Regions from separate parts of the Homo sapiens genome. Here region 1 is linked to region 2. A link is a loop called in an ENCODE intact Hi-C map of the cell type or tissue named here. Cell type or tissue: PC-9. All regions are shown on one strand.

The links. Hi-C counts contacts between places; a loop is a spot of excess contacts. Peaks named below come from ENCODE experiments on the same cell type or tissue, not always from the same donor. Only the 100,000 strongest peaks of a DNase experiment are listed, where the experiment ranks them.
Region 1: a loop joins it to region 2, with 7 times the contacts of the local background. A loop is called at or near these places in 4 of 110 quality-filtered maps.

What each region holds. Positions count from the first base shown.
Region 1 is chr4:10,095,255-10,097,754 of GRCh38, forward strand. WDR1 (WD repeat domain 1) reads right to left here. Exons shown (of 15, transcript NM_017491.5): 5 at 2,457-2,500. Among named protein-coding and RNA genes, the nearest start is that of MIR3138, 18 kb to the left of the region's middle. RefSeq lists enhancers at 374-1,573, 978-1,467. In PC-9, no CTCF peak of the experiment used is centred here; DNase peaks (open chromatin) are centred at 1,107 and 1,457; H3K27ac peaks cover 2,500 bases.
Region 2 is chr4:10,031,307-10,033,806 of GRCh38, forward strand. It overlaps a transcript of SLC2A9 not described here. Among named protein-coding and RNA genes, the nearest start is that of SLC2A9, 11 kb to the left of the region's middle. In PC-9, no CTCF peak of the experiment used is centred here; DNase peaks (open chromatin) are centred at 1,525 and 1,935; H3K27ac peaks cover 1,557 bases.

The DNA of each region.
Region 1 (2,500 bases), 64 kb after region 2:
ACCACTGCTATGTGGATTTCACAGCAAGTGGAACTTAATTCCCTCTAAAATAAAAAATGCCCACATATGGTTTTAAAATCTTTTACTATAACAGGCTCAATTAATTCCTGAGAACTTCCACATCCCAGGCTTTCCGACCACATCAGAAGAGCCCACATACGGGAGGAAGCCCAGCGATGCTCAGCCCACCATGTCCTCAAAGCTGACTGTGGCTGGGCCTCATGTTAGCACTCACACCTCCTCTCACTTCCCCCAGCCTGCACGCGCTCCCTTTGTCTTGGGGTTGGTCATGGAGAGCACGACCGCAGCTTTCCTCTGGGGTCCGGAGGGCTTAAGTGCAGATACACACCAAAGTGTATCTGCAACTCAGAAGGTATTTGGGGGCAGGTGTGGGGTCCCTGAGCACCCTTCCTGTCCTTCCTATGCGTGGGCAGTTGAGTCCGCACATGTCTCCTGAGCATGTGGATGGTCACTGCTGCCTCTCACACCCTCCCTGTGGCTGAGGGTGCAGCACGCAAGGGTCACTGTCACCCTGTTTCCGGGAGGGCCCAGAGGCATGACTCACCCGAGGGGGGCACAGCCACCTAGCTCTGTGCCAGGCCACAGCCCTTTCTATTTCTCCCAGGTCCTCAGGCAGGGCCCATGGTTGTGGGTTCCACAAAAGACTTCAAGACACATGGTGGTACCCACCCTGGAGCTGGGCTAGCTGGGCAGACATTTGTACCCAACACTCCTGGGCCAGGGCAGTGGGGTGAAGTCCTTTCTGAAGTTAGAAAGGACAACTAAAGAGAAAGAATGTTCTGGACAAGTCCCCAAGCAAGCACACAGGGGCACAGCAGCCTGGTGAAGAAGACAGGCTCCAGCCCACCCCTGGAACAAACTGGTGCCCCTGACCCTGCTGAGCACCCTGTGCTGGGTTTAATGCACAGCTGCAGAGTGGAAATGATCCCTCCCAGGGCAGGCCAAGGAGCCCCCACCCACAGCCGGCTTCTAGCTACCACAGAAGTCTCTGAGCTGCTTCCTCCTGCCCTGGGCTGAGATGGGGTGTGCAGCTGACTCAGCATTACTCACCCTGCTCTGCAGTGCCTCCACCCTAGCGAAGAAACATGGCCTGAAGCCACAGCCTTCAATACAGCTCCCAAAATAGCCAGGTCTCCACTACCTACCCATTAGGTGGTAGCCACAAGAGCAGAGTCTGAGAGCTGCCGCGTGTTCAGCTGCATACAGGGAGCCTCCCTATGCTTTCACCTGCCCAGCCAGGCCCAGCTCAGCCTGCGGTTCCGTGACAAAATGAAGCCTGTTTCACTACGAACGGGGCATCCTTGGAAAGCCCCCTCCTGTACCCTAAGCCAAGAACAGTCTCTGGAAATTCTGCTCACTTTGTGGGTCCCGTCCTCGCCCTTTCCAGCTGCACTGCGCAGGCTATTTATGATTCATGGCATGATGTCACTAAAATGGACAGTGCTCCTCACTGAGCCACTTTAAGGACATGATCTCATTAATCCTCCATGAGGCAGACAGTGAAACCACTGACGGTTCCAAGAGGAGTCCCGAGAACTTGGTCCAATCTGCAAACACAACCTCCTCCAAGGACATCAACAGTCCCTAAAATGTGCATTTCCGGGTCCATTGTTCTTGTCCATCCTCAGCGCAAGCACAAGCGGGATGGGGAAAGCCAGGGCAGAGCCGTGGGGTTGTGCTGAGACTGGCTGCTGGGCTCCTCCCCTCACTCCTACAAAGCTGGGGCAGGAAAATGGGCATCACAGATGCTCCAGACCTGCCAGGTGGCTCTCCTACTTCAAATTCATAGTCAAAACCCTCAGATGCTGCTGGCCCCGGCACACCCCCGTCTTGCAGAAGGGAGAAGTGAGGAGGCTTGGCAAGGCCTGGGTGCCTAAGGCGGGGCGCATGCACGGCATGGGCCTCTGAGATGCTGCCAGCTACACCCAAAGCCTGCCGCATTTCTGGCACATTTCTTCCACAAAGTATCTTTCAGTCTTCTAACCGTTTGTCACTTTGCAGGCGCATCACTGCCCTCACTGTCTCTAGGAGAGACCAATCTGGATGTCCCGCAAGCTCCCTTCCTCTGCCACTTTGGTGGCTCAGCTAACAGCAGGCCCTGCAGGCTCCCCTCTCTAATGAGCACCTCCAGCCCCAGATGCTTGCCTGGTTACACGGTCAGGGACATTCCTGCCCCAATCCCCGACAGGCACACATCATCCTAGGGCAGGGCCCTTCCTTGTGGGAACCATCCATGCCCAGCTGAGGGCCTGGGGAGGACGAGTGCTGGGTGGGGGAGCCCTCCCTCTCTCTGCACACCCCTGGGAGCCCACTTCTGTGTATCATGGCATACGTGGCATGTGCTGTGGTCTCTGCCATCAGCATCTAAACAGGCTCAGCCTCTGCTAGCCTCATGTACAAACCACAAATTTCACCCAAAAAGTAAGTTCACTTACGCCAATTGTGAACTTGAACTTGAATGGGGGTCCCTCAAAGAATG
Region 2 (2,500 bases):
TCAATTGTTTGCATGGCCAACAGGCTGGCCCATGACCTTTCATTCCCAGCAAAGCCTAATTGCATGAAAGTGCCACACAGTTTGAAAACAGGCTGCATTATTTACGGATCCAATCGAATTAGCTTGCAATTCCCAGACCAGCTTTAGATCAATGAGATGCATTGTGTGTTCTCCCACGTGGGTAAGGAGGCCTCTCTGCTCCTGGGCAGCCCAAGACAGCTCTGTAGTCAGAAGATGAGTCTTTGACGGCTTCCAAAGCATCGTCTTAATGGGCACAGTAGGATGCTAGAGGGGATCCCCCAAATCTATTTCATTTTTAAACAAAAAAGAGTGAATGTTTCTGCTTATGAAATTCTGGAAAGTTAGTCCTAGCCAGGAAGGGGCCGGAGGACTCCGTTGCAGAACTCCTGCCTTGTGGAAATCAGGAAACCGAGACTGAGTGAAGCAGCCAGTTAGCGGAGCTGGAGAAGGATGTCCCATGTCCTGAGACTGACCCCATTCTTGATCCCAAGCACTGTAAATACTGTGCTGATTAAGATTTAGCCACTGTCCCCTGGGAATGCACTGGGAATGAGGGTCACCAAGAGGTCACAGGCATAAAAAGAACCTTCCTGCATATTGTTATCTGTGCTCTGACAGAGGCAAAACAGGGCGCTGGAAAGGAGGCAGCGTGTTTGTTTTAGCTTCACTCATTCATGCGTTCACTTATTCATCCGATGGTGTATATTGAGCACCTACCTTGTGTCAGGCCCACCCTATTCTAGGCATTATGGACCCAGAGCCAACAAGGTGGGAAAAGTCCCATCTCCAGCTCCTCACACCAAGTGGGGCATCAGACTAATTAACCAACACACTTAAATTGACGTTCAGGTACCATTATAGCAAACTCTAGAAAGCAGTGTAAGGTGATGAGAGAGGCAATATCAGGAAATTCTGATGTGATGGGAGGAGTGGGAATTAACTGAACATCTGTAGATGTGGGGTTGTGGGTTGGGTGGGGGTCCAGGCAGAAGGAGCAGCAAGGGCCAGGGCTGGAAAGAGCTTGTGTGTGAGGGTTTCAGGGACTGGTGTGGTGGGGTTGTCAAGGCCTGTCTTGTGACGTGGTTAGGGATGTGGGACTGCAGCCTAAGAGCCATGGGAAATCTAGATGGTTTCTATATTTGGGCAAGGGGGTTGGAGGATGATCAGGGGAGCTCTTTACAAAGAGCTGCTGGCTGCTGGGCTGTCAGGGTTGGGGAGAATGGGGGGATGGTGACAAGGTGGAAGCAGAGACCAAATTTGGCCCACATAAAAGATGATGCTCATACCAAGTCAAGTCTACTAATAGTAAACTAATCCAAGGATCACAGGAGACAAGCCCTGCCAAGTCCTCCATGCACACAGTCCCTGGCCATGGTCAACAGGAGACCTGTGTAGCTACTGTCATTACCCAGCCCGTGCAGCTCTCACACCCTGCTGGACAGGTGACGTTTATCCTCTTTCAAAACTCTCCAGGAAGTATCTTGTGGGAAGGTAGTGAAATTTGGCTTCAATGGCATAGTGAGGTTGCAGTTCTGATGACCTAACCGTGACCATGGGCAAGTTATGTAACCAAGCTGAGTCACCAATTCTTTGTTCATAAAGAAAAATTTGAGTCTCTCTTTGCAGGTCGAGTGCTGCAATTAAAAAGATGCATGTAAAGCCGGGCACTGCCGAGCTGTTCACTAAACCTTAGTCCTCCCCAAAACCCCACCTATGTGCAGACTCCTCCCTCATCCCTTTCACGTGCTGAGGAGTCTCTGAGGGTCTAACTCAGTTTCCTCCTTTTGTCCAGGGCTCCATGAAAATCAAATTTCTGCTCTTAATGGCTTATTATCACTTGCTCGAGTGTGTTATGTGGGATTGTGTTACAGGAAAGAGCTAAGGTTGTTTGTCTTGCAACAGATGGGATAAGTAAGTTAGAGCTTCGGTATGTCACCCCCACTGTCTATCAGCCCGGCTGCTTCCCACCTTCCTGTCTCCATTGGAGGCTCATCTATCTACTCCCAGGCGGCTTCCTTCTGACTCAGATGGCTTCCCGGCAGCCGAAGCATGATTCTAGAACACCCTCTTCCCCCCGGCTCTGCTTCTGTGAACACACTCAACCCTCAAAACTTAGCCTCAGTCTTGCCTTTTCCAAGAAATCTTCAGTATCTACCCAGAAATCATCTGGATGAGGAACAGTGTTTTATAAACACTGGACTAAGATATCCCAGCCTGGCTTCCTCTGAGCATCTGGCCCGCTTAAAATATGTATGTGGGACAAGCAGCTGTGTGGCTGAAGCCTTGGTCCATGTCTAAGGGGCAGACTTCCGTGTTAGTTACCCCAATACGCCCACTCTCTGCTTCAGTGAGCAAGCTCTCTGCACTCGCCTGCTTACCCACTCACTCAGCAACACCTGCAGCTGCCTGGCCGACCTGGGTGGGGCTGGGGACGCTGAGGTGGGAAACGGGTGTCGCTGTGCTCGTGGGTTGTCATCCC